7 separate regions of the Mus musculus genome follow, and all the other regions are linked to region 6. A link is a loop called in an ENCODE intact Hi-C map of the cell type or tissue named here. Cell type or tissue: heart. All regions are shown on one strand. Region 1 overlaps Gm36597 (a long non-coding RNA gene). Region 2 has its middle 11 kb from the start of Gm46770. Region 3 has its middle 53 kb from the start of Gm39957. Region 4 overlaps Thbd (thrombomodulin). Region 5 holds the start of Sstr4 (somatostatin receptor 4). Region 6 has its middle 29 kb from the start of Gm24221. Region 7 has its middle 19 kb from the start of Gm46770.

Region 1 (4,000 bases), 52 kb before region 6:
CAGCAGTGACAAAGTGGCACCAAGGTGAGAGTACATGGTGCTCGCCTGAGCAAAGCTGGCACATGTTTCTGCTGAGGAATGAGAGAGCAAATGTTTTAGACTTTATAGGCCATAGAGAGTTCTTATTGTAACCACCCATGGCTGGCTTTGTAGCCAGAAAGCAGCCACACCAAGGTGCAGTGCTTTCAGGGAGGTTACTTTGGCACAGGGATTGCCATTTGTGGTCTAGATGGTGAGCCATACACTCCCCTGTTATTAATTTCCTTCCATCATAGCCCTTCATCACCACCCTGAAAAAATGCCAAGTTCAGGATTTAGACGTACCAGCTCCAACACACTTGTGAAAAGCTCCACCTGGCTGCCTTCAGCATCCTAAGACAAATGCAAGTGCCTGCTTGCGTTTCTTGTGGGTTTCGTTAAACTGCAGATGTTCTTAGAATCTTAAACTATTATTTCAGATACAATAAATATGTCTCTTTAACCAACAAATGTTCTCTCTCTCCCTCTCTCTCTCTCTCCCTCTCTCTCTCCCCATCTCCCCCTCCTTCTCTCTCCCCCCACCCCACTTTCTCCCGCTCTCTCTCTGTCTTTCTCTCTACAATGTCACAATTCTTTATCCTAATCACCTGTCTTTTGTCCATCCATACTCTCCTCTGTACAAATGAAAATAAACCATGCACTGGCTAAAAGCCCAGGGCTGAGTCCCCAGGGCTGTTTATCCCAGGTTACTCAGATGTGCCCCAGATCAGCAGCTTCCCAACATACTCCAAGTAACCTAACCACACACTCGCACACTCACCTTTTCTTCTCCTTCCCCACTTCCCTCTTCCTCCCTGCTCTCTTTGTAGGACTGGCTAATTGCCTGGCATCAGGTTTTGTATCCCTGTTCTCAAGCAGCCCCTGAAAGTCTGATTTGTCTTCAGCGTCTGAATTTTTATACAACTTCAAGCCCAAAGGCAAGATTGTATACAAGCTCTGTCTGTAAACAAGACAGACACTGGTGCTTTTTGGTGGCAGCTGGAGGGATGCCTAGGCAGGTTGCATTTCAAGCCATTAATATAAAGCCAGAGACTGCAAGGTCTGAGGCATTCGCATCTGTTGTTTTCAAAATGAACTCACGCTGAGTTATGAAGCAGATTGATGCTAACCCATCAATTTGGGGGGACAAGGTGGAGAATAATGATGTGCTTAATCCTGTCTCTATAAACTCACAGCTCCTGGGAGCAGAAACTCCATCTTTAGAATGCTCAGGGGAACTGGGAGATTACCTTCAGAGGACATGTCCCGGATGATGACAAACTCAAATCCTGCCCCAGGGGACCTAGAATCCTGAAACAAGATGGCTGCTGAAATGAGAAGCAGAATCGACAATAACAGCAAAATGTCACCGCACTGCTCATGCCTACACAGCGGTATTTGCTTTTCTGCCCTCTATTTTCTCTTTCCATCATCCCCGAGCCTTCATCTTTCTCAGAGATCCATCTGGATGGCTCATCTGCTCTCTGGGCTTCTGCTGCCCTTCTTGGCTCTATAGGAGATGGATTCTTCACTCATCGAGGCAAAGTTTTTTCCTAGATTCTCTCCTTGGAAGTTTCCTGTTTACAGCTGGGACGGAGCACTGGTTATGATTGTCAAGAGAAATTCTTCAGTCTCTCTGAGCAAAGCAGACAGATCTACTCACCCTAGATATTCCCCCATCCTGTAACCAGACTTTAACCTACAAGTGGCTCATCTGACCCTACAGTATTCAAAATGACCCATGAAAGCCAACAATTTCTTTGCTAATCAATGTTAACCCTAACCAGCAATTTCAAATAAGCCCTTAGGGTGTTTTACTCATGATTTTTGGGTCAGAGATTTAGGACGAAAATGACTGGGAATTCTTTATTTAGATTTACTCAAGTAATTGGCATCAGATATCTGCCAGGGATTCAATCTTCTAATATCTCGATAAGCTGGCTATTAGATACCTAACACCTTGGACCCATTTAGTCCGTCTATCCATTCCTAGAGTCTAGCTCCATTAGAAATCATCTCCAGGGACAAGTTTGTAGAAGATGTGATCCAAAGGCCAAAAGCCAAAGCTGCAAGATGCATTTCCTCATCCATATATATATATACCTCAAGGGATCCAGTGAGTCTGTCAGATTTGAAGAATATTTAGACCTCACCACTCAATGTAGGGAAGTATGTCCAAGACTTGTTCTTTGTTTAGCCCACTACAAGACCAGAACTATATTCCAAACCATTGAGCAACCTGTAGGAGCCAGATGATTTGGACCCTATCAGGTCTATTGTGACTTCTACTGGAGAATGGAGGGAGGGGATCAGGGCTCTTATGCAGGCATGGCTTGTGGTGGAGAGTTGTGGAAGATAACCTCACAAAGGTATAACCTCAGGGCCTGCTTCTTCCACTGTCTGTGTGACTAGAGCAAGTGAGGTGGGACTACTTTAATCCCTAGTTTAGCTTCTTTATCCAAAAAAACTTGGAGTGATGCCATATACCAGTGAATTGTGAAGATGAAATGGGACAAAATAAGAAATTTATAGAATAATACTACAGAACAATTCCTACAATATATTCTAAATCAATAGATATTACACTGACTAAACAGACGATATCTCAAATGGAGTCTATTAAGTCTGCTAAGAAGATTAATAAGATCTCTGCCTGACCCAACTATCTTACTATCACCTTAGCCTTGCTAGGGGCAAGATGGCCCTCCTGCTCCATTCTTCTTCTCTGTGTCTCCATTTCTATCTTCCCCTTTCTCTTCTCTCCCACTCTCTTGATTGTGCCCATGGCAACTCTAATTTGGGGACTCCTTTGGGAAGCCATAGGTCATGTCTGCTGCTATATCTCCCTGTGCTAGCCATACCAAGCGCCAAGCTTCTCTCAGTGCTAAGAGGGTATTCTGAGTATTCTGGTAGGCTATGGTCCAACTGAGGTTGAAAGTGAGCACTTTCATCTCAGTGTGGGTTCCCTCAAGATAGTGATGGCTTTCAACTTTCACCCTAAGGACATACGAATATTTCTGGCACCTCCATTCCCCCTGCTTCTTTGGAAAAGTACTGTGACATTATTGTGCTAAGATTTTTAGGCACTGGGTTCCCTGTATCTGTATCTTAACATGCATCACAGGTGTGGCCCAGTACCTTTGACATATTTCATTATTTCACAGTCTCTGTAGTTGAAGATATAGGACTTCTGTTACTCTACTTCACCAGCGTTTGAAGCTAGCTCTCCCTACACACCTAATTCTCACCACAGCACTCCACAGCTGCATCTACCATGCCCTACAAAGAGCTACTATCTCCAACCCCTGTTTAAGAAGAGTCAAGTGGCCCAGCACCCAAGCAAACACATGATGTGCAGGTGGCCTGTCATCCGGCCTTCTTTCCAGACTCTATTAAGTCCACCCTCAGGGCTGGTGGCTTAGCAGAGCCAGAACCCCATGACAGTTAGAAAAAAAGACCCTGTCATCTGCCAGTACGTAATACTTGCTTGTGTTTGTCTCCCTCAGGCATGCAAGGTGCATTTTACCTTTTAAAAATGACCTGAAACTTATATTACAAAGGCGCCTCAGCTGTGGTTACTTTGCTTTGTACTGCCTTGAGGGCAGAACATCTGTCAACAAGTGTTATACAGACTAAATCCTTTACTCAACCATGTTAAATCCTCAGGATATTAGCCTTCTTCCTTGCTTTATAAACAAGCTTCTTAGTCCATCACTACCCTTTATCTTGCACTGGCCACCTCAGTATTCCCCACATCACTAACTTTTTTTCTGGCACAATCCTCATCTCTGACACTTAGCAGGAACTCAGGGCAAGAGTTAGCTTGAACGGAGTTCCCTCTTTCCCACACCATGGCCAAGCAGGCAGTAAAAATGCATGTGGTGACCCATTGAGATACTCCCTCTTTGGTACAAAGAGAGCTCTTACTTGGGGCTGGTAAAATGATTCAGCTGTTAAAAACACCAGAGGAGCAGAGTTTGAT
Region 2 (4,000 bases), 450 kb before region 6:
CAACAAAACTCAGGTCCCACATAGGGGGAGAGAATACAGGGTGTCATGACTTCAGTTTTTCTTTTGTGGAACAGCCAGAGTGCAATTAGAAAATGACTTAGTGACTAAAGAATTGTTCTACTGGCTGCAAGGTAGCAACATCCAGATGCTGAGATAGGAGTGCTGTGAGTTAGAGACAAGCCTAAGGTACACTCTGCAGTCTCAAACAAACCTTAGTAACTGAAGTTGTTGGTCATGCCATAGATGATTAATTATCCTGTGAGCAACTATCAGTACCTTCTTGGTTGCCAGGCAGGAAGGGGAAGGAAGCCTGTAACCCAGGAATCTTGATCTCTAAGCACTGTGGTATAGATGGAAGCCCAGAACATCCAACACATGAATGAGTAGAAAGTGGGTAACAGGGTCACCAGTACCTGAGTGTGCGGACATAGGCATCTCATATGGCCAGGCCAGGGATTAAAGGGTAATGAACTCTATACAGCATTTCATTTCTGTCAGGATGATCTATGCATCCACTCTTCAGTCTTATAGAGAGAAGCAGAATGTGACCTTCTCAACACATCTCGCTGTGTATTAAATTTCAAATACAACATTGGTTTTAGCCACAGAGGAATGTGTTATGAGGCTTATACATCAGCACTTCAGGGCTTTAGACAGCATAGGTTTTCTATAGTTCTAAGTTTGACCTATTAGATTTAAAAGGCCCATTGGAGGGCCCTATTGATTTTTCATTTCTGAGGTTACAAATGACCACAAACACAGTGGCTTAACACATTAGCGTCTAACTGATGTGACCTGACTCACAGGCAGCATTCAGAAACCCAACGCTGCTCATACCGTGCTAAGTCCAAACCCAACGCTGCTCATACCGTGCTAAGTCCAGGGACTTCTCTGCAGGACTTCTCTGCTCTGCAAGTTCTAGGAGCAACTGAGCAATCTGCCTCGAGTTCCAAGTCTGGGCACCCTCATCTCTTCAAAGGCAGAGCCATTGCCCCTACCCTTTTGTCCCCTCTGTCACTGTTAAGGCCTCTTGTGATCATGTTGGTCTGATCTAGATAAGAAGGACACAACCGTGTCCCAGCATAACATGGTTATAATTGTTTTCTTTGCCATTAGCTATTGTTGTCAATCTCTTTCTCTGCCTAAATTATAAATTAAACTTCATCACAGATGTGTCTGTATAGCAAAACATATCAGATCTAGCATTTGGCACAACCCCTAGTCTTTGGCATCAGCTGAGGGCTGTGGACTGTGTCCTCTGTGGATAAGGAAGGACTAGTGGGTAGCATGCTTCAAAGGAATCATTGGAAGTAATAAACTAATATAGACTGTTTTAATCAGTTTACATGAAACTGCCCAAGTGCTGAGCAAAGAGGAAACGAAAGTCTACTTAGATTTGCATGTATTTTCCAAAATGTACAAACAATAATTTGTAAGTCAAATTTAATATTTATGAGGAAATTGAGGCTTCAATTTTTTTACATATTTAATAAATGAGATGTTAGCATGAAATATCTTTGCTCCTTGGACACAGGAGTTACTGATAGAGCTCCTCCCCAAAGCCTCTTTCAGGATCTACTCCATACTTCCTTTGTAGGGCTGCTGGTGGCTCAAAGCCTTCCAGAGATTGATCTGAGTCTATAAGACCTGTAGGCCCAGGGACCCCTTAGAAGTGGGACAGCCCACTATAAGGTCACAACACGTAGAACAGGCTTTCCATCCTCATAGAGTCAGATGCAGCTGACTCTGGGGAGCGTATTGTTGACCGTGTCTTTTGTAGTTCCTGTTTGTAAAGCTCCTCTTGGGTTTGACTTCCTGGCAGAGAAGCAGGAAAGTCCATGGAGGTCAGTTTCACAGAAGCTCAGGTGAAAGAGTTAATTTCCCTAGGTGACCCACTTTCTGTCTCAAAATGGAGCCTCCTGGGTGGACGTGTCACTTTGTTAATGCATTCTAGTCACATTTGTTACCTGTGACATTTCCACTAATAGTTATATGGAAGCAGCTTTCACTGTTTCTCAGGATTCATATTTTCATATACCAAACAAAAACAGTTATGGGTGGTTTTCCCTTAATGACTTAGAGTTTCATTTATTCATTTGGTGATGGTTAACCCAGTGCCTTGTGCATATGCTATACCACCAAACTACACTACCTGCCATATTGATTTAGAAATACAAGTTGGTACTTTAATTATCTGTTTCTTGACTTTCAAAGTATTAGCAGATTTTATAAAATGTTGTGGAACTTACAGGAGAAGGTTAGGGTGTTAGGTAATCTCTCTTAGATTTATTTATGTATTTATTATCTCTATAGCTGTGTCCATAATTATGTGTGTCCAGCACATTTTAGCAATGCTCTCGGCAGCCAGCAGAGGGTGTCAGATCCTCTGGAACAGTGGTCTTCACCTTCCTAATGCTATAGCCTTTAATACATTTCCTTATGTTGTGGTGAATCCCCAGCCATAAAACTATTTTGCTGCTACTTCATAACTGTAATTTTGCTATTGTTATGGCTTGTGATATAAATATATGATATGCAGGATATCTGATATATGACTCTTGTAAAAAGGTCCTTTGACACCCCCCCCCCCCCACACACACACACATACACAAAGCGGTCATGACCCACAGTTTGCTTTAAAATTAGATTTACAGATGGTTGGGAGCTGACATGTGGTTGCTGGAAATCAAAGTTGGGTTCTCTGAAAGAGCAATCAGTTCTTTTAACCACTGAGCTATTTCTCTAGCCCAGTTTCTTAGGTTCTTATATGTGGCATGACGTCAATTGGAAAATATTTTTGCTTAGGTTGTTTGTATCTGTATTCATAGGCAGTGATTTGTTATTGTTTCTTCTCTCATTAACCATGTACAGTTGTTTTATAAAAACTTTTTGGGGTTTTTCTGTTATCTGAAGTATGCTGGCCAGTCTAGTGGCCAACTGCCATATGTGGGTGGCTATTAAGCTTGTCAAGTGCTATTAGTGAGTACTAAGGCATTGGAACACACTGGATTTTGAAGACTTTGTACAAAACATAAGAATATTAAAATATCTCAGCAATTTGTATCTAAGAATGGTAATATTTGGAGTATATAAAACCAGATAAGATTTATTATAATGTTAGAATCTAAATATATGCATGTATTGTCAACAGGAAGCAACTCTACTCTTCATAGTATGTCTTAATATTACTGCACTGGAAGTAGAAAAGGACCAGAGGGGAGAAGGAGTAAAGGCTAATGTGGAGAGGGCTGTTTCTTCGGGGAACTGGCCCACGCCTGCATACATGTTTGTATTTCAGGCCTGGTTATTAGGAAGATGAACATGGTGAGAGTTGTCTCCATACAAGTGGAAAGCCCCTCCAGGGCCTTCTCCTCAGGCTTCCAACCAGTGCTTGGAGGAGACCCAGACCACCAACTGTAAGAAAACAGGAGGAATCAGTACAGTGCCCAGCACAGGGCAGCTTACTCTCCAGGACAGGCTCGACATGGCACGCACACCAACTGGGTCTGTAGGACTCTTGCAGTGTGAAAGGAGAGCATGTGACTTCATGACCTTGCTAAGCCAATTAGTCATCTTACTCTGAGGAGAAGGATAAGCACGAGGGTGGAGAAAGCAAACAGAAGATTGTTCCAGCTGCTCCTAGAACAAACAGATCATTTTATTCGATATTTATGGGGAGCGATTAATTTCATCCCAGACAATCAAATAGCAAAGGATTTTCTATTTATCCTGACAGCAGGAATTCCAGGCTGATACCATCCTTTCATTACAAATGTCATCACTTTAGTTATCATGGAATTCCTAGGCAGATAAATAAATAAACAAAAAAAGAATGAAATGAGAATCTGGTTCCTGGGGTGGTCACAACTTTGATGTGTTTTGCACTTTTCTCTATGTGTAATGTCCAAGGTGATGGTCATTATCTACTATAAGCTTGGTCCTCTTTATAGCAATAACACTCATTATTTTCCCACTTCCAAGTCACTAGGACAAGAAGTTG
Region 3 (4,000 bases), 220 kb before region 6:
TGATGGCGACCTTGTGAATTTTCAGAATTCTAGAGTGAATAATTCAGAAAACAACAGAAATAAAACAGGGAGAATGAGGTGGAGGGACCTCATCCTAAGAAAGCAAATCTAGAAGTCGGTGTTGGAGGAGTCCACATGACCGGAACGAAGCCTTAGGATTCTGATGGAAAGCAGAATTCTGTTGCAGCCAAATGATGAAACATCAGGTGTATGCCTCCAGGATGATAGGTGACCTCACAGTTCTTCCTGCACTCTGAAACATCAGCATAAGAAGACTGAGATGTCAAGAGAAGAAGATATATTGGCAGATTATCTCTGGACCTGAGGAACACCATAGTGGTATATTCCAGGATCTCCTTGTTGACTCAGTTATCACAACACTGGAGTGAAGAAATAGCTACAGGACTGGATGAGACAGGTTCCCAAGAAAAGCCATTTAGTTTGTACGAAGGACTAGAAACAGGGCAACTTTTCTACAGCAGTGACTGTACAGTTGTCCATGTGGCCACAATCTGCACTAGTCGAGGTCCAGTGGGGGAGTCTAGACCCTTAACTAACGATGAGGAACTCAACTCCATTAAGGAAGCGAGGGGAAGCTGAGTAAGGAGCCAAGACTCATATCTGCCTACGAATAACAAGAGATCCCAACAGTATCTCCCACTATATCTCGATCTTGGTACGTTACAGCAAAAGGTTGCAACAATCCTCCCATCTCCACTCCCTATCACTACCTAGCTTTTTATGGGAGTTGTGGAGATATGAACTGTGATCCTCATTCTTATGAGCATACATCACTGAGCCATTTCACCAGCTCATCTATCACATTTCTGGAATATTGCTCATTTATTTTTTCATAAATGAGTGTTGAATCCTCCTCTCCCCATTGATTCAATGATGTGATCTTTCTGCTTTAACCTCAGCTAATACAGTGTGATACATTGACTTATTTCAAAGCAATGAACTTTATGATTCTGGAAAATGAACACTTGACTATCAGATATAATTATTTTTTATGTTTTGCTGAACTCTGTGTGTGTGTGAGAGAGAGAGAGGGATGGGGAGAGGGAGGGGGAGGGGAGGGGGAGAGGGAGAGGGAGAGGGAGAGGGAGAGGGAGAGGGAGAGGGAGAGGGAGAGGGAGAGGGAGAGGGAGAGGGAGAGGGAGAGGGAGAGGGAGAGGGAGAGGGAGAGGGAGAGGGAGAGGGAGAGGGAGAGGGAGAGGGAGAAGTTTCTACATTGCCTAGGCTGGCCCTGAAGCTGTGGGATTAAAGCATTCTCTTGCTACAGCTGGAACTACAGATGGCACTGTTCCTGGCTGCTAAGACCCTAGTGGGACTACTGTATGCATATGTATGAGATACTTTGGTTTGTTTCCTTTCTGGGGGTGCCTGTCTCATTTGGGTATCAGAATAAAGCTGTCTTCATAAATTTGATGCCCCACCATCCTCTCTGTTGTGTTCTTTTAGTCAAGCCATCCCACAGTCTCCATTCAAGCTGAAAGAAACAGCTTTGCCTCTCATCAATAAAAGAGCAAAGAACTTGGGAAGCAAAGTTTAATGCTTAGGAAGGTTTTAGCATCTGAGGTTCAAGGTAAAATGCATTATCTCAAAAGCAACTTAACAGTGAAATAGTACTACTGCTTTGCAAACGTCAGACTAAATCCTTTCTAAGTGGAGGGTGGAGGGAGGAGGGAGGAGGTCACCTCGCCTTTCTGCCTTATCGCCATTGTTTCTATGGGAAATGTGTTTTGAGTTCCTAGAACAAACAGACTTGTGTAACCCAACCCTTTCTTTGTGTGCCACATTGTACTTTTCAATTCATAAGTCTAAAAGGCCAACAGTGTTAATCCATAACTGGTGTCTGGCGGGACTACCAGAGCCTGAAAAGGAATTAGATAAGAAAAAAGTGGTGATGGTTGTCCAGGGTATTAAAAGTGCCTGAGATATGTTTTCCTGAATACGCAGGCTGCTCTGTGTTGGATCTGTGCCATTCCTAGACAAGGGACAGCTGACCCAGGGTGTGTGCTTCCTCCCAAGCCCATAGGCCAGTACTGGAGCGCTTCCTTGATGGTGTGTGGTTTCCTGGGGAGCCTCTGTTCTCAATTCCTTCTTAGCCTGGTCAGCAGAAGAGAAGCCGAATGCTTTCTCATGATCTGAGCACTCCAGAGTCACACAAGTGCACAACTTCATGATAGTCCCACTTGGTCAGAATAATGTTAATCAATCTTGCTATAAAGTGTACTTTATAAATAAAGGTGTCACACAGTATTCCATACTAGGTAGGATGGTCATGAGGGGGTTGGTTTCCAGGGTTTGGGGGCTCTTTTAGAGAATGTCTGCTCTTCCATAGTTCTTCCTTACTTTGATTGTTAGTGCTGTCTTGATATTCTTATTTGTCTAAACACTCCAATGTCCTAATCTTCCTCATGGTCTCCATGTCATAGGGGCTCACACTCCCAAGTTCTCCTCAGAGAGGGTGGACTAACTGTGTAGGTGTCCCCATTTACGGGACCACTAACAGTTAGCCTTCTGCCATTGACTTTCAGTTATCTCCTATTTTTTTACATATTTTTTTTGTCTCTTTTGGTTTCCCAAAAGGACCTCACAACCTTGTTCTTCTGCCACCGCACTGGATCGTGAAACAGTACATTCCACACTACATGCTGAATAGTGGTGGGTATGAGATGCTGGTTGTCGCGGTGACTAGTGTGCTAGAGACAGATGTGGACACTTTAGATTACAGAGAAAACGGAGATGAAGTCTGTGCTGATGAGGAAGTTGACTGACAGTGGATTACAATTGTGCTAAATTTGTTCATTTAAAAGGGGGGCTGAAAATTTTATACAATCGTACTATATTTATTACACATCCACACCTCCTTCTCCCCTCTAGCCCTCCACTCCCTCTCAAATTCATGGTCTCTTTTTATTTTTAAAGTTAGCATTGGTGAGTTTGTGTCTATGTGTATTTGCATTCATGTACCTCATCTGGCTCCTTTGTCAGAGGATTGCTCTTAAAGACTTAAAAGGAAAGCATTAAGAGGGCATGCAGCACATCTGAACACAACCACCCAGCTGTGTATGTACAGTAATATGTGTGTACCCTGTCAATCACGATGGGTTCTAGAGACAGCTATGGCTATTTTTGTGATTTCAACACAGAGGGTTATATAAATGGATTTCAAGGTAGAGTTACATATACCAAATGATACAAAAACATCTCTGGTTTCTAATGGAGATACAATAAGAGATCTTGATAATAAAACCATGGCAGCTGTCTTGATTCATGATGCCAAATTTCAGTTATAGACTTGTGAAAATAAAGGTCAAATTTCCTCTCTCTGGTGTGTTACTCAGTATTATTGTTTGAATCTGAAATGTTCCCCACAGGCTGCTGTGTTTGAACAGTTGGTCCCTAGCTGGTGGTGCTGTTTTGGAAGGCTGTGGAACTTTTAGGAGGCACAGCCTAGCCAACAGACACAGGCTACCCAGAGTCAACAGGCCTTGGAGGGTTATAATTCACCTCCAATCCTGATCTAGCTTCCTATGAATGTCTAATTGATGATATATGGTTAGATTGAGCCCCCACCACCATGGATCAAGCTGCTTTGCTCATGCTTCCTGCCAGGATGGGCTCTGACCTCAGTACCACAAGTCAAGATAAACCTCCCTGGCTGAAGTTGCTTCCGACAAATATCCTGTCATAGTAATGAGAAAAGTAACTAATACAGTAAATTTTCATAAGCGGTAACAAATACCTGGAAAAACCAAATTATAAAAAAGAAAGGTCAATTTGGGCTCACAGTTTGGAAAGGGTTAACCTATGGTTGATCGGCCCCATTGTTTGGCTCCTGGTGAAACAGCTCATATTGGCAGTAGCTCATGGCAGATCAAAGCCACTGACTTCATGGCCAAGAAGTAACAAACAGAGGGAATGCAGCCAAATATCTCCTTTAAGACCTACAATGGCTCAGAGTCTTCCCACCCAGTACAACCTCCTAAAG
Region 4 (4,000 bases), 280 kb before region 6:
TTTTCCCGAACGTGCAAAGAGGGAGGGCCGCGCATTTATAAACTGGAGCTTCAGCGGAGTGGCATGTTAGAGGCTGCCTCGCAGGGACTAGGAGCCTGGGCTAGAAACGTCTAGGTTGTGATAGAGGCTAGCTGCTGTCGCCGCAGGCATACGGAAACCCCTCTGCCTGGACTGGGTGTCTGCACCAGCGCAGGGCTAGCTTTTCTCGGAACTTGCACGGTGCACCCCTGGACAGCATGCTTGGGATTTTCTTTCTGGGTGTGCTGGCTCCAGCTAGCCTGGGGCTCTCCGCACTAGCCAAGCTGCAGCCCACAGGCAGTCAATGCGTGGAGCATGAGTGCTTCGCGCTTTTCCAGGGCCCCGCGACCTTCCTCGATGCCAGCCAGGCCTGCCAGCGCCTGCAAGGACATTTGATGACAGTGCGCTCCTCAGTGGCTGCCGATGTCATCTCCCTTCTGCTGAGCCAGAGCAGTATGGATTTAGGGCCCTGGATCGGTTTACAGCTCCCGCAGGGCTGTGACGACCCGGTGCATCTCGGGCCCCTGCGCGGCTTCCAGTGGGTTACTGGCGATAACCACACCAGTTACAGCAGGTGGGCGCGGCCCAACGACCAGACGGCTCCACTCTGCGGCCCTCTGTGCGTCACGGTCTCGACAGCAACTGAAGCTGCACCCGGCGAGCCGGCCTGGGAAGAGAAGCCATGCGAGACTGAGACCCAGGGTTTCCTCTGTGAGTTTTACTTCACAGCTTCCTGCAGGCCTCTGACGGTGAATACTCGCGATCCTGAGGCTGCCCACATCTCTAGTACCTACAACACCCCGTTCGGGGTCAGTGGTGCGGACTTTCAAACGCTGCCGGTAGGCAGTTCCGCCGCGGTGGAGCCCCTTGGCTTGGAGCTGGTGTGCAGGGCCCCGCCCGGAACTTCAGAGGGACACTGGGCTTGGGAAGCGACAGGAGCCTGGAATTGCAGCGTGGAGAATGGTGGCTGTGAGTACTTGTGCAATAGGAGCACGAATGAACCCAGATGCCTCTGCCCCAGAGACATGGACCTGCAGGCCGATGGACGTTCGTGTGCAAGACCTGTGGTTCAATCGTGCAACGAACTCTGCGAGCATTTTTGTGTCAGCAACGCTGAAGTGCCAGGCTCTTACTCCTGTATGTGTGAGACAGGCTACCAGTTGGCTGCAGACGGACACCGGTGTGAGGACGTGGATGACTGTAAGCAGGGGCCCAATCCATGTCCCCAGCTCTGTGTTAACACCAAGGGCGGCTTCGAATGCTTCTGCTATGATGGCTATGAGTTGGTGGATGGAGAGTGCGTGGAGCTTCTGGATCCGTGTTTCGGATCTAACTGCGAGTTTCAGTGCCAGCCAGTGAGCCCCACCGACTACCGATGCATCTGCGCTCCAGGCTTCGCACCCAAGCCGGATGAACCGCACAAGTGCGAAATGTTCTGCAATGAAACTTCGTGCCCAGCAGACTGTGACCCTAACTCTCCTACTGTTTGTGAATGCCCTGAAGGCTTCATCCTGGACGAGGGTTCCGTATGCACGGACATTGATGAGTGCAGTCAAGGCGAATGCTTCACCAGTGAATGTCGAAACTTCCCTGGCTCCTATGAGTGTATCTGCGGGCCTGACACAGCCCTTGCTGGTCAGATTAGCAAAGACTGTGACCCCATCCCTGTTAGGGAAGACACCAAGGAAGAGGAGGGCTCTGGGGAGCCTCCAGTCAGCCCTACGCCAGGCTCTCCGACAGGTCCCCCTTCTGCAAGGCCAGTGCACTCTGGCGTGCTCATTGGCATCTCCATTGCCAGCCTGTCCCTGGTGGTGGCGCTTTTGGCGCTTCTCTGTCACCTGCGCAAGAAGCAGGGCGCTGCTCGTGCAGAGCTGGAGTACAAGTGCGCATCTTCCGCCAAGGAGGTAGTGCTGCAGCACGTCAGGACTGATCGGACGCTGCAGAAGTTCTGAGGGATTTGCTCCAGAGACCCAGGTGGCCTTTGTCTTTCCGGGCTCTGTACCTCTCCTCTCCTCTCTCTCTCTCCAGCCTCCCAGCTGTGTTCTCTGGCAACTTAAAAGCACCCTGGCTGGTATAATAACCAGAGAAGAGCCCATCCTCTCAGGACAAGCGAGGGTAGGGAGGACTTGAAGCAGGACAGCCCAGTTTCTTCCAAGTAGATACTGGACAACTGGGCGGAGGTGGCAAATACAGCGGAGATCCCAGAGTACCCCAGTCCCTCACCTCACCTCCTAGTGCTGCTGATCTGTAGGCTTGAAGGCAAACCTTGACCCCATGGGCTGGAGATGACCCAGATATTTATTTTTTTTAAAGTATTTAGTATTTTCTTCCCTCCAGTTTTCTTCTGCTTGTAAGTCTCCAGCCCCCCACAGCTTTCTCAGTCCCTCCATTCCCCCCCTCCTGTCATTCTCCTCCCCAAACCTGATCATAACTTTGCCCTTACCGTTGTTTCCAAACTCTTATGTGAAACAGAAAAGAAACACTAAAAGCAGAAAACGTTCTTTTTCACTGGCTTTGGGTATTTAGTCAGAAATTTCAGGTAACCAAAGCAAAAGAATTTTAACAAAAGCTAAAATATTTCAGCTGAACACTAACTAGTCAATAGTGCTGGAATGTCACAGAAAATAAACTTAAGGAAGTAGGGTTTTTTTTTTTTTTGAAATCTTTGTTTTTGAAAGGGTGAGCCTGGGTTTTATGATTGTTGCTGTTGTTTTGAATGGGAATGACAAAAGAGGTCATTATTGTTAAGATTTTTATGCAGGCTCTACAGTGTTATTAATTTTTGACAGTGTTCAAAATGTGCAGAGGATCCTTTGTCCAACCCTTTGACATGACAATAGGACATTGCTATCTTGAGACATACTGGGCCACATTCATAGCTTTCCAAGGATGTATGTGGTCCTGCCTCAACATATCAGAGCCTGACAGATGGAAGCACCTTCCAGTAAAGCATGAGTTGTGTGCTTCGTGCCGAGCTGACTCTCAACTGTGCCTGCCCCTTGTAGTCCCGAAATACAAGCAATGTGCTGCTGAGGGAAACATGGAAACTTGGGAATGGAGTCTGGGGGTGCCTAGATGGGGCTTTCTTTTAATGAGACTCTTGAACAATATCTCGTAATTCAGAGGGATCTTCTAGCCCTGGCCACTGGCCTGTACACAAGAATTGGGACCTCGCTTGGGATCTGGCTAGAATTGCAAAATCCTAGCCCCCACCCCTGCCCCACCCCAGTGTGCCAGTTCATAAGAATCTGCATTTTGACAACATCCACAGGGACATTGTCCAGTCATTTCAGGACAACTGGTCTTAAGAGTTTCCAACCTTTGTAGAACATTTAAATGTCGGTTAATAATAAGTAGCAGGCCATGTTAAGGCCATTTATTATCAAGAAACTGAGGAATTTTCTCTGCATAGCTTTGCTTTCTGGATACAATAAAATGAGAAGGTACACACCTCTAGATAGTGCCACACAGAGTCCAGAAGGGTTTTGTTTTAAGTAAGCTAGGAATGAGTTCATATGTTAGTGTAAGGAACAAATGTATTATATGTGTATCTTTTGTAAAGAAAGGTTTTTCTTTACGGTTTTGTAAGCTCAGCATATTTGTACATATTTATTTATTGGAGTTTCGCTAGAACACAAGCAAAGCCTTTGCTTATGACGTCACATGTACAAAATAAATAGATGACAGTGTACTGATGGATGTCTCATCTCCTTCTTTTCTCTTCTCCAAGTCCCTTCACGTTTTAAACCTTATTTTATACACACAAACAATGCAACTTCAGGAGATACATTACAGGCTGGCCTGCACCTTACCACCTGCTAGCAACACAGTCTCTGACTTTATCTTCCAAGAGGAGGTCATTTTCCATGTAACAGGAGTTTGTATTTTTGTATGCGCAGATATTTTTTTTATGTGTATGACCATAACAACTTTATACTGGAGGCCTCATGTCTGTGTTTTCAGACACACTCTGGGATCTGAG
Region 5 (4,000 bases), 270 kb before region 6:
ATTCCCTCAGGCCCCACTCTACTTCTTGGTTCACTCTGGATCCTCATTAGCCTCCCAACAGCTAGATAGAACTCATGCTGACTGCCCTAGAAGACACAGGGCTATGTTCTTTAGGATGATAGGATCCAGGTGTTTTCTTTTCAAGAACACTCTCCCTTGCCAGGCAGCTGTGGAGACTGCCCAGATGACTACCCTGTGCTTCCTCCTCCCCCTCTTGGCTCGTTGTTCTAGTACCACCAGCGATGGCTCAGTAGAACTCAGCAGGGCATTTTTGCTATACTGATCTGGGCTGTAATCAGCCACTTCTCACCCAGATGCTGCATAAGCTGGGTTCCCTCCAGCGCTTTAGCCTAAGTAAAGCTCTTACAGGCTGTGAATCTTCCTCAGGGGAAGTATACTGAAGCTGTGGTTAACTTACAAGGCACAGGAATGGCTTTTCACTGTGGTCATCATCTGATGTCAAAACAGAGTCTGTTTCCCCTCCACCTAGTTCTCTGGTCTTTTTCCGACACCTTCCCCCTCATAGCATAGCTCGGGCTTTAATGGGGTTTCATATTCCTGCAATCAGGGACGGGGGTGGAAAAAAAATTGCAGCTGATGAGATTTTAATCCTTTCTGCCTTTGAATTCCTGACCAGAAGTTTTATGCCTTGCAAAACCGCCCCACATCATGCTTCTTTAAGCCTTTCACACTCACAGGAAGTCTCTACTGGCCCCTTGACAACTGGAAAACACTTGTACAGTGACAGTGCAAGTGCCCTCGTCTGTTACGTAGACATCTCACTTAGCAACGAGAGCCTCAGACCGACACAGAGGGAAACCACTTGGAGTTATCCTATCTTCTCCCTTGTCTCACCATACACACTATGCTACCATACAGCAAAGAGCCTACACAGAGCACAGGCTCTGCCTACCTCAGCCTCCCAAGGGCTCTTTCAAGCAGTCACTGTCACAAGTCACACAAGGGTAGACATTCCTTTCTGACCACCACCTGCTTCCCACCTCTTGAAAAATTGCCAGAGGCCCAGGAATGGATGGTACTTTAGCCCAAATCCCAGGGCAGTCCTACCCCCATGGAGGTGTCCTTGGAGCCAGTCCTAGGAGAGGGAGGGACTAGCAGGAGTCCTGAGGCTCCTGGGGACAGCACACAGGCTGCTGAAAGGGCCTGGCTTAGTGAAAACAGGAGTTGTTCTTGAAGTTGCTGGCTTGAGAGAGTGGCGCAGACCCGTTTGCAGGCGAGGTGAGGGAGGGTAAAATGGTTTTCAGAAAGTAGTGGTCTTGGTGAAAGGGACTTGCTTGCAGCCAGGTTCTGCTTGCACGGGCTCCTGCTGGCAGGGCAGAGGAGGGCATATGCATCCTGCACCCCCTCTGCTTTTGAGAGCAGTGGCATAGTAGTCCAGGGGCTCTTCCTCAGCACCTCCAGTTGTTTCCAGGAGACAGCAGCGCAGGCACAGAACCCGCTGGAAAGAGCGCCGGAAGTTGTCAGAGAGGAAGCCATAGAGAATGGGATTGGCACAGCTGTTGGCATAGCTCAGGATGAGGGACACATGGTTGACAGTGGCATCGAGGCTGGTGACAAACAGGTTCAGAAGCTGCACCACATAGAAAGGCATCCAGCATAGCACAAAGACGGTCACCACCATTAGCACGAGCCTAGTGATCTTCTTCTCTGAGCGCCTCCGTTGTTGCCAGCCAGCCCGCAGGGCCACAGCGCGCATCTTGCCCACAATAAGCAGGTAGCATAATCCGATGGCCAGAACCGGGAGTAGGAAGCCCAACAAAAAAGTATAGATCACAAAGACCGCAGACCAGGCCGGGTGAGGCCAGTGCAGGTTGCAAGCCACGGCCTCGCCCCCACGAGCTGGCCTGGTGTCAGCGAAGACTGCGATGGGCAGGGTGACCAGCAAGGATGCTAGCCACACTCCCAGGTTGATTAGCTTGGCCACGCTGGGCCGCCGGTAGGTGGCGGCGCGCAGAGGGTGCACAACAGCCACATAGCGGTCCACGCTGAGCACGGTGAGGCAGAAGACACTAGTGAACATGTTCAGGCCGTCCACGCTAAGCACTGCGCGACACAGCACCGCCCCGAACGGCCAGTGGCGCAGGGCAGCCGCCGAGGCCACGAATGGCACGCTGAGCATGAAGAGCTCATCGGCGACGGCCAGGTTGAGTAGGTAGATGTTGGTGGCTGTCTTCATCTTGGCATAGCGTAGGATCACGAAGATGACCAGGGCGTTTCCCACCAGGCCCACCAGACACACGAGCGCATAGATGCACTGGATAGTGACCATGCCCGCTGTCCCTGTGCCGTCGGACCCCATCGCATCCTCCTCCTCCTCGTCCGGAGCCCAGCTGGCGTTGATCCCAGGGGTCCAGGTGGTGTCCTCGACCCCCGGAGGCAGAGTTGCTGGCGCGTTCATGTCTCGGGGTGCCCACCCCGGGCAGCGGAATGCGGTGGAGAGCAGCGGAGCGCTGAGCCAAGGACCAAGAGGCGGGCTGGGGTCGCGCGCGCACACGCTCGGCTCAGCCGCTCCGCCTAAGAAGTGCGCGGGGGCCCGGGAGCACCCGCCAATCCCTGCGCTGCCGCGCGCCCCTCGGCCGCGGGAGCTCCATTTGCCCGGCGCGCGCCCTTCCCTTCGCGCGCCCAACCTCAGGTGCCTTTGCCCGAAGAGCTCTTGTGGGCTTTTCTTACCTGCGCCACCTCTGCCATGTTGCCAGTTTCGCCGGGCTATCAGAAACTTTACTTGGAACCCGTCCTACCGTGTGCCGCTAGATCTCGCCTCCGTCAGCTCTTCAGATCCTCTCCCCTTAGGATCCTGGTTCTCTCCGAATCGCTCGCTCACTACCTACAGTTTTCTGGGTATTAAAGTATCTGGATGGCCCCAGATTACCCCAAGCACCCAAGCACGCAGAGCCATCATCCCAGCACCTGACAGCCCTTCCCTGCTCTTTCAATGTTCAGAAAGTCCTGTATTGTCCTTTAGCTCAGTCCAGGGATGAGGGAAACTGAAAGTCTCTATGGACATTTCTGTGGATTCAAGGTCGATAAGAGGCCAGAGGTGGAGTTGGGGTCCTGGGGTGTGTGTCTTGGATCTCTCCCTCTCTTCCTGCCCGCCCGCCCTCCCTCACCCCAAACACTGGCCCTCTGAATCTTTTAAATTGAATCTGCATGGAATTAAGGTCCTCAGGAAATGGAGTGGTATTAGGAGAACTAGAGATACCTTTAACCCCAAGATAACTAACCTCAGGCAAGTGAAATGGCTCAGGGATAAAAGTGCTTGCTCTTAAGCCTGAAGACCTGAATTTTATCCCTATGATTCACAAGAAAAGAAATTTGACCTCTATTTCCCACTGTGGCATGCATGCATCTGCCTCCCATCATTCATATATATATATATATATATATATATATATATATATATATATACACATGTATATATATACATATATATATATATACACACACACACACATGAGAGAGAGAGAGAGACAGAGACAGAGAGAGAAAGAGAGAGAGACAGAGACAGAGAGAGAAAGAGAGAGAGACAGAGACAGAGAGAGAAAGAGAGAGAGACAGAGAGAGAATGCTAGTGGTGACATACGGTTTTAATCCTGGCACTTGGGAGGCAGAGGCTAGCCTGGTCTACAGAGTGAGGTAGCCAGAGCTACACAGAGAAACCCTATCTCAAAAAACAAAACAAAGAAAAAAAAATAAAAGAGAAAAAGAAAAAGAAAGTGAATCCCTGTCTCCCAGGTGCTTTGAGTAAGTGGACTCCAGTGACAGAGAGACCTGCTAACTCCCACATGGCACTCACTCATGGAGGTTCCTGCCACAGGAAGAAAGATGGCTTGCCAGCCTGTGTCATCCATCCCTGCTTCCAAACTCACTGCTAGACATGAGCAGGGAACCCTCCACTTCTGCCCTAGATAAGCTGCTAAAGCAAGGCCCTAGAGAAGAGCTGGCCCTAAAGGGCATGACCCCTTTTGTGGTCAGTCCTTAA
Region 6 (4,000 bases):
CTCAATTGTGGTGTTTGGAGAAAATAAAAGGAGAGATGAAACTGGTTCTGCTCTTAGCATCCTGGGATGACAAACAATCTGGTCCAGGCAGAGTATGTATGGCATATAAGAGGACAAGCCAAGACCTGAGCTATTAAGATGATGGAGTTCTATCTGGGCAATACAGAGGAGCTGGACCTCATGGTGAAGACATGGGTGAGCCAGCCCTGAGGATATAAGAGAGAGAGAGCTGGCCCAGCTCCTTACTACATGCAGTACTTGGAGAATAGGCCCTGGGTACTTCAACTGGGAAGCAAGGAGGAGCTGGCTCTGGATGCACAGGTGAGATGGCCTTGCCTCCTGATGATGTCTGCTTTGGGTGGGTTAGCCAGAGCAGTGCTGAAGAGCTCACCCTAGTGGTGCACAAAAGGGGAAGCAACGAGATAACTGGGAGGAGACCCAGTGAGAATCCAATATTGATGGTGTGGCAGAAGCCAGAGGCCTTGAACAATGAACATTGGCAAGTGAAGATGTGTGGATAGAACGCTATACTATGGGATGCACTGCAACACACTACAGCTCCCACAATGAGACGTTTTGGTTTGTTTATTGATTGAGTGTTTATTTTCTTCTGGGGAGGGGGGGGGTGAGGTTGCAAGGGCAGAGGGCAGATACAGGGGGAGAGAGATGAGTGAAACTAGCTAGGGTGCATGATGTGAAACTCACAAGGAATCAATAAAAAGTTATGGGGAAAGATGATGGAGTTCACACTAACCAGTGTAGAGAAGGTTCACTAGGTCCAGCCTAAAAAACAAGAATTCTTCATCAGCTATGACCCTGAGACATACTTAAACATCCTAGTCTTATTTTTCTAGAATGATTTACTTTTTTTTTCCCAGAATGATTTTCAAGGCAATCATGAGAGATTAGGAGAGGAGTTGGGCTAAATATATAAACACAGGGTGTAGTCAGGCCTGGTCGCTCCTGCACTTGGGAGGGTGAAGCAGGAGAATGGTTACCAGTCTAAGACAAGCCCGAGCTACATACAGAGTGGGGTCCTGTCTCAAAAACAGAAAGATAATAGCAATAAAAAAGCATGAATGTCTAAGGATATTGATGTTATTTCAAGTCACAAAAGAAGATAGGATTATTTCTTAATGAAAGAAAAGACCAGGGGTGGGGTGGGGTAGAAAAAGAGAGGGACAGCTAAGTTAGAGAGGGTTCATCAATAACCCTGAAGAAACAAGAGTACCACAGTCCCTGCTGTGGCTCATTTGGAAACATTATACCGAGAGCTAATGGAACATATTAGAAACGAGAAGCAGTGACGTGTGCTTGCAATGGGGCCTGCTTTTTCTCCCAGGCTTGTCCCGACTCTGTCTTTTCTCTCCCGGTTGTTAGTGTCATCACACACTCACCCCAGCTTCAGAGGACTCTAAGAAGAGTCAGGGTGATGGCATCTAACCCCTGAACCATGCACAGCGAGGAGACCCGGGGCTTTTGCCTATAGGGACTAAGGGTCTGGAGGAAATCACAGGTTGACAGTTTTCTGTCTTCCTCCAAACAAGCAGCTGCCTAAACCCCAAGGCATTCTCATTAGCACCAGGACAATAGCCAAGGTCGCCTACCACCTTAACAACATCTGGGCTCCACTGCCTGGTCACGTGGATAGGGAAGTGAGCCGCCAACCAGCTATTTCCGCCTTAGTCCTGTCCCGACCCTCCTGATGGCCCCAGTGAAAAGCATCTTGTCTGACCTGAGCTGTGGCTCACCAGCCCAGTGACTAGTGGTCATGTAAGAAGGGTGAGGCCCTGGCAAACAGATCTGCTCGCTCTCTCTCTCTCTCTCTCTCTCTCTCTCTCTCTCTCTCTCTCTCTCTCTCTGTGTGTGTGTGTGTGTGTGTGTGTGTGTGTGTATGTGTGTGTGTGTGTGTGTGTGTGTGTGTGTGTGTGTGTGTGTGTGTGTGTGTGTGTGTGGTCTGACTGGTGTGGCACGGGAAGGATGTGCCCAGTTGCAGACTGAATTTCCAAACGGTGTCTTCTGCTGCCCTCTGCTGCAAATTATGCTTCATTGAAGTTGGCTCTCGGGCGTGATTTCTCGTTTACCTTCTTTAAGGCATTTGGATAGTTTTGTATTAGCATGGATGCACGAGTTGACAATACTTTATACTGAGAATGTCCTTGTGATACCCCCCAGAGTCAGGACTTGTTTTTCCTGTCAGTGCTGGAAAGACTTGTAGCAGTAGTATTATTGATTGATGGGATTTGTAGGAAGCCCTTGTTGATTATCTCAGAGTCTGTGCACACACTGATCCAGAGCACATGAAGATGGAAGTGGTGAGTATGTATTCCCCTAAGCAGGAACATGTGAGTGTCAGTCTGAACTCTGGCTTCTCCAGGGCCTTCCAGCTCTTTGTCCAGTCACAGCTCTGATCATCTGAACACCAAGAGATGGAAGTTTGGGTGCTTGTGGTCTTGTATGAAAGCAGTCGTGACCCCCTAAGGCTATATAAGCAGTTGCTAAAGTGAGCCCCCTAGCCCCATCCTCACCAATCCACCAGGTGGCTTCTATAGACATTCTTTGCCTGGATTTACAGGAACTGCCAAGGGTCTGGCTGTCTGAACTAAATGTCAAGACTCTACCTCTTCACAGTGGTACACAGTAAGTCTGTATGAAACACCTGCCACTGTGGAAGATGAGGGTCAAGACAACATTCAATAAAGATGCCAGCTCCCCCAAACCCCAGGCTCTTGTTCTCATTCTTTGCCAGTTGTGCAACACACAGCTCTCAGACAGCATGGGAATAACTTATTTTAATCACTGTCCCAAATAGGGAAGTGTTCCTCCATCCACAGCACTTGGTAGGGACAATCTGAAGATTGTCTCCTCTTCTTGCCCATGTCTCTTCTGTGCTAGCTTTCCACTGTAGTTAGCACTTATGAAACTCGGTGCACATCTGTCCCTCCTAGGAAGACCATCCATAAAGTTCTTGTCCACTTTATGGTTCAGCAGCAGCACGAAGAGCAATGGTGAGAGAGAAGGGAACATTGCCAAGATGCGACTTGGGTGCTGAACTCTGAAGCCTCCAAAACTGAGAGCACGGATAGTGAAGCAAATGGTGTTTTCCTGACACACAGAAAGTATTAATTAGATCCAGCAATTTCCCAGCTAAGTGCTGAAAGGGTCCCTGGTAATTAAAAAAGCTAATCAGATTTTCAAAGGGCACTCATACCATGTAAACATAAGGGGATTATACTTGCTGTTCTCAGTATGTCATTTTAAGCTGTTAGGGGTGAGGTGCTCTGGCTGTTTAATCTTCTAGTCAAGGCAACACAAGCCTATTGACTGCCCACCCTTAGGAGGGATAGAGGAACCCAAAACTGCCACTAAGGTCTCTCAAGCTTTGATAGTGCACAGAACAAATTGAACGTGTACACATGTACACATCAGTCCTACTGTTCAGAAAGCTATATAGCTCTTCTTGTTTGTTTGTTTGTTTGTTTGTTTGTTTTGCTTAAGTCACTCCAATCATCACTAAGTCCGTATTATTTTATTTTTAATCTCCACTCCCTATCAGTGTTTGCAAAGCACATGAGCCCAGCAGTTGCTGCTACCTCCAGAACAATTCTGCCTTTCTCAGACTTTCATGTTAAGTGGTTTCCATTGAGGTTTGGCCAGTGAGAACATATGACAAAAGACAGAGATGTAGTCACCAAGCTGGTCATAATGGGTCACAGTTACAATTTCAGTACTTGGAAGGCTGGAGCAGAATGATCACCTCAAGGCCGCCCTAAGCTACATAGTGAAACCTCATTTCCAAAATGAAAGAATAAACATAAAAGGAAAAAGGAAAGAAAGAACTGAGCAGAAGGAGAAGCTGGGGTATGTCTCTGCCCCCTCACTTCTTATGGTGTTCCTTGAGGTCCAGTCCCTCCTTTGGCACAGCTATAGCCAGATGACCTTCTCTTGAGTTCATTCCATTCTGAGACTGAATGTGGCCTTTGAAAGGCTCCCCTATCTT
Region 7 (4,000 bases), 460 kb before region 6:
AGAATTCTTTGATTTAGTTTTCAATTTTGAGGCAAAAAAGGGCCAGGAACATGGTGGTTTGGGTGAAAGAACTACTGAGATGTGCCCAGACGTCAAACACCTGCTGGTGTGCTAAATCAGGAAAAGAGCAAAAGCAAAGCCATCAAACAAGAGCCACAGACGAGTGCTTGGGTGGAATGTCTCAGCATCCTGTAAACCACAAGCGCTCTGCTTCCAGAGTCTCAGCTGGGCTGGCTCCTGCAGATCAGTGCATGTACCTAGGGGAAAGTGAGGCTAGAGCTCCAGGAACCAGCCCATTAAATGTTGGCCAATTAATTAATTTTGGTTAAGCAAAGTATACCTGTTAGTTTTTGTCAGCTTGACGCAAACCTAGACATATCTGGAAAGAGAGTCTCAATTGAGGAATTGCCTCCATCAGATTGTCCTGTGAGCATTTCCAATGCTGATGGAGTAGTATTAACTCCTATGATTAAATGGTAAGATTCAAGATTTCATAAGAATCTCTCTCTCTCTCTCCTCTCACTATCTATCTATCTATCTATCTATCTATCATCTATCTATCTATCTATCTATCTATCTATCTATCTAATTTGTAGAATCATCAAGTATTATATAAGCACCTCTGTGAGTCAGATCCCAGTGTGGTTGTGTGACACACAATTGACCATAATTCCTCTTGACTGCAGTTCCCTAAAGGAATGTGGACACAAATGAAGCTGTTTTATTTGCGTCTTTAAAATATGACCACAAAGCTCCACACAGAGTTCATTGCTGGTCATAATTCCCATCCTAGATCTCACAAACCACAGCTTACTACTTGGGACTTTTCATTGTAATGTCTGACTAGGGAACTCACAGGAAGACAGAAACAAGATGTTGTTTTGAACAAGAGAGGCTCCAACCTGCAGTTTCTACATTGACCCCATGGCTACATGCTGTGCATTTTTCTTTCTCTATTTGAAGGAAATCCACGGAAGGGTTTATGTAATGGGACACTAGGACCATTCCTAGCCAGATGCAGCCCCTACCCCATATCCGAATTTTATTTTTGAATAATATTTTTATCGTCGACTTCATATTCATAAGGCAAATAATAAGACATGCCATAGGTGGTGAATCAGGAGAAACCATGCTGTTTCCTGACCTAGTATAAACAAAACACCCACCCACCCCAAAGCATCCTGGGAATAATACAGCCTTCTTTTTACCTCCAGGGCTAGGAGAGGTCTGGACATTGGTTTCTGCTTGCTTTATTTGTTTTGTTTTGTTTTGAAACAACATTGGCAATGACGAAATGGTGCTCTGGGCGTGGCTTGTCCTAGTCTCTGTACTGGCAGTTTTTCTGGAACTGTGTCTGCCATAAACTTAGCAGTTCTGCTCTGTGGCTTGGAGGTCGCTCACTGTTTCATTATTAGGCTTACTACACACCAATTGGCTTGATATTTTCACTCCAGCTCTCATGCTATGTGGTCCAAACTGGCCTAAAATTCATAATCTTCCTCGCTCCCAAGTGCCAGGCTAATGAGCGTTCACCAGCACAGCTGGCAGAACCACTTAGAAGACGCTGTAACATGTAACAGATCACATCCTCTGGCTAAGTAGCCACTTAACTGAACCATTAAGTATAAAGTGTGCACAGGTTTGATTTGTTAACATCTTATAACTGTATGTCATTATCATATTCTGTCAAGTAAATTCATGCATTTAGTCATGAAGGATTTAAAAGTAGGCTGATTTTTTGTTTTATTTATTTAATTCTTATGCTATATGAAGAACATTATAGGGACAATTGATAGAATCAAAATATGGACTGTGGGTTAGACAATATCAAGGCAGAGTTTTCTGGTTTTGAGAACAATTGTTTAGCTGTGTGTTAATGGGTTGTCTTTTCTTTTTCTTTCTTTCTTTCTTCTTCTTCTTTTTTTTTTTTTAGGAATTAAACACTGCAATAAATGAGAGAACATTTCTCCAACTTAGTCTCAAATGCTTTGAAATAAAATGTGTGTAAGTGTGCATTGGGTGGGGGAGGGCAAAGCATGTGGACCAATATGTAATTAATTTGTAAATCTGAGTAAAATGCAAAGAGGAATTCTTGTGCTACTCTTGTGACCCTTTAAAATTTGAAACAATATCAAAGTAAAAAGTTATCCCAAGTGCTGTGTTGGGAAGAAAACAACCATATGGTATATGACCCAGAAAACAAGTGGTGGTCCTATGGCCTTACGATTTATTATCCATATAATACATATTTATTTTTATTATTTGTCTTAACACTTTAAAAACAGGCAGATGACACAGTGTTCTTCCTGGACCATTGAGGGCTTATGACAAAACAGAGTCAGTTTCTGAAAGAGCACGCTCTGCTCAGCCCATTCCTTCTATTCCTTTTACTGACACACGGTGGTGCTATTGGTGATGGAACTTACATTCCGTGGCAGAATGACTCTGACCTGGCAAAGGCTGCCTTGGAAGTGCAGAGTAGCTGACAGGTAGGCAATTATGGTGCAGAAAGAAGAGGAATGAAGTCTTGCAGGGAAATGTGGCAGGGTTAAATGTAGTGAGATAGTTTTAGTCTTGGTGAAGAGGTTTTGTTTAGAAGGAGACCAGAAGTCCCAGTTGCATATGAAACAGCAAATGTGGAAATGTAGTGAATGAATGATTTGGCAGTAGTTGGGCTTCTCCATGGATACTGGGGCATGTGTTCCACCTCTTCCAGGGTCTCGGCATTTGCAATAGAACTTGGATGCTCAGCCTCTTTTCTTCCCTTGAACCTTTTCTGACTGTCTATTGTATTCTAACTGGAGGGTGGGACCCCAACAACAGAGATGAACTGTCCACACCGAGGCCAAAAGAGTATCGCTCCCTAGCAGCTTTTCTGTAGACAAGAGTTAGTATACCTGTGGTTTAAAGAACAAAAGCAAACAAACAGATGGACAGACAGACAGACAAAAAAACATGACAAGACAAAACAACAAAAACAAATCAAGAGAGAAAACATAGTGGTTGTTTAAAACCATTCTTGTAGGGTTAATTATGGACATTCACTCTGCCAACAACAAAAAGTATCACTGCTATTAATCTCTACTGCTCAGAGCCTGTGAATAGAGCCCCCCCACCCCCAGAGTAAAAAGACTCTGACTAGGCTCCTGAGAGTATCCTGGATGCTACAGGCAGGTTCTAGTAAAAGGATCACAAGAAGACAGCAGAACAGGGCTGGGAGCAAGGATGTCAGAGATGTCAGAAGTCTGGAGAAATCAGAAGAGGAAAAGGAAGGGTTTTCCCCTTAAGCCCTCCAAGGAAGAAGCCTTAATTCCAGCCCTAGATGGCTCACTTTGCAAGTCTGCTGTACAGAACAGTAAGAGGATTAATTTGTGGTAGCTTAAGTAGCACCTCTGTGCTAATTTATCACACTGGTCGTGGGAAACACAGTTAACCACTAAGCTTCTAGAGAGCTCCTTGTGCACCAGAGGGTAACGGATATGTGTGTGCTCTTTTAGCCTTGTGGAAGCTTTAGGACAAGAAAGAAAGGAGGGTGAGGAAGGAAAGAAGGAAGGGAGGGAGGGGGGGAGGGAGGGAGGGAGGGAGGGAGAAGGAGGCATGGAGGGAGGCAAAGAGGGAGGAAGGGAGGGAGGGAGGGAGGGAGGGAGTCACTGAACTTGGAAAGGGGTGTATTGAGAGAGACTAAAATATACCTTGCCAGATATTTGGATGAAAATTTATAACATAACATGCTATTTTAATGCATATTTGAACAACCATCTCAGAGACATAAATTTTCTTGTGACTTCATTACAGAAGCTTATGTACTATCTGCTGGAAGTGAAGAAATGAAACAGATTCTGTGCATATTAGAGTTTGGGAACACGCCCTACTAAGGTCATCCAATGGCGTGCAGTGAGCTAGGAGGGAGGGAGGCCTAGTGGCTGGCATTAAGGTCACTAGGGTGTGTCTTTGAGGTGGGATGTTGGGTCTGTACTTCCCTATTTCTGACTACCATGAG

The links. Hi-C counts contacts between places; a loop is a spot of excess contacts. Peaks named below come from ENCODE experiments on the same cell type or tissue, not always from the same donor. Only the 100,000 strongest peaks of a DNase experiment are listed, where the experiment ranks them.
Region 1: a loop joins it to region 6, with 3 times the contacts of the local background. A loop is called at or near these places in 4 of 42 quality-filtered maps.
Region 2: it touches region 6 in a loop (7-fold over the local background); 24 of 42 quality-filtered maps call a loop at or near these places.
Region 3: it touches region 6 in a loop (2.5-fold over the local background); 2 of 42 quality-filtered maps call a loop at or near these places.
Region 4: it touches region 6 in a loop (8-fold over the local background); 15 of 42 quality-filtered maps call a loop at or near these places.
Region 5: it touches region 6 in a loop (5-fold over the local background); 15 of 42 quality-filtered maps call a loop at or near these places.
Region 7: a loop joins it to region 6, with 6 times the contacts of the local background. A loop is called at or near these places in 22 of 42 quality-filtered maps.

The regions. Positions count from the first base shown.
Region 1 is chr2:148,172,767-148,176,766 of GRCm38, reverse strand. It overlaps Gm36597 (a long non-coding RNA gene), which reads right to left. Exons shown (of 3, transcript XR_375096.1): 2 at 1-71. Among named protein-coding and RNA genes, the nearest start is that of Gm36597, 4.2 kb to the right of the region's middle. In heart, no CTCF peak of the experiment used is centred here; no DNase peak of the experiment used is centred here; H3K27me3 peaks cover 357 bases.
Region 2 is chr2:148,570,728-148,574,727 of GRCm38, reverse strand. No RefSeq gene overlaps it. Among named protein-coding and RNA genes, the nearest start is that of Gm46770, 11 kb to the right of the region's middle. In heart, a CTCF peak has its summit at 2,366 (motif pointing right); a DNase peak (open chromatin) is centred at 2,357.
Region 3 is chr2:148,336,409-148,340,408 of GRCm38, reverse strand. No RefSeq gene overlaps it. Among named protein-coding and RNA genes, the nearest start is that of Gm39957, 53 kb to the left of the region's middle. In heart, no CTCF peak of the experiment used is centred here; a DNase peak (open chromatin) is centred at 2,008; H3K27ac peaks cover 406 bases.
Region 4 is chr2:148,404,183-148,408,182 of GRCm38, reverse strand. Thbd (thrombomodulin) reads left to right here. Exons shown (of 1, transcript NM_009378.3): 1 at 1-3,712. The coding sequence starts at 237. The coding sequence ends at 1,970. Among named protein-coding and RNA genes, the nearest start is that of Thbd, 2.0 kb to the left of the region's middle. In heart, a CTCF peak has its summit at 1,832; DNase peaks (open chromatin) are centred at 682 and 1,822; H3K4me3 peaks cover 2,979 bases; H3K27ac peaks cover 2,206 bases; H3K27me3 peaks cover 1,432 bases.
Region 5 is chr2:148,393,890-148,397,889 of GRCm38, reverse strand. Sstr4 (somatostatin receptor 4) reads right to left here and starts at 2,513. Exons shown (of 1, transcript NM_009219.3): 1 at 1,126-2,513. The coding sequence starts at 2,419. The coding sequence ends at 1,262. In heart, a CTCF peak has its summit at 1,945 (motif pointing right); DNase peaks (open chromatin) are centred at 1,969 and 2,249; H3K4me3 peaks cover 1,650 bases; H3K27ac peaks cover 1,368 bases; H3K27me3 peaks cover 2,753 bases.
Region 6 is chr2:148,120,366-148,124,365 of GRCm38, reverse strand. No RefSeq gene overlaps it. Among named protein-coding and RNA genes, the nearest start is that of Gm24221, 29 kb to the left of the region's middle. In heart, CTCF peaks have their summits at 399 and 2,053 (motif pointing left); a DNase peak (open chromatin) is centred at 1,635; H3K27ac peaks cover 688 bases; H3K27me3 peaks cover 289 bases.
Region 7 is chr2:148,579,174-148,583,173 of GRCm38, reverse strand. No RefSeq gene overlaps it. Among named protein-coding and RNA genes, the nearest start is that of Gm46770, 19 kb to the right of the region's middle. In heart, a CTCF peak has its summit at 2,387; no DNase peak of the experiment used is centred here; H3K27me3 peaks cover 598 bases.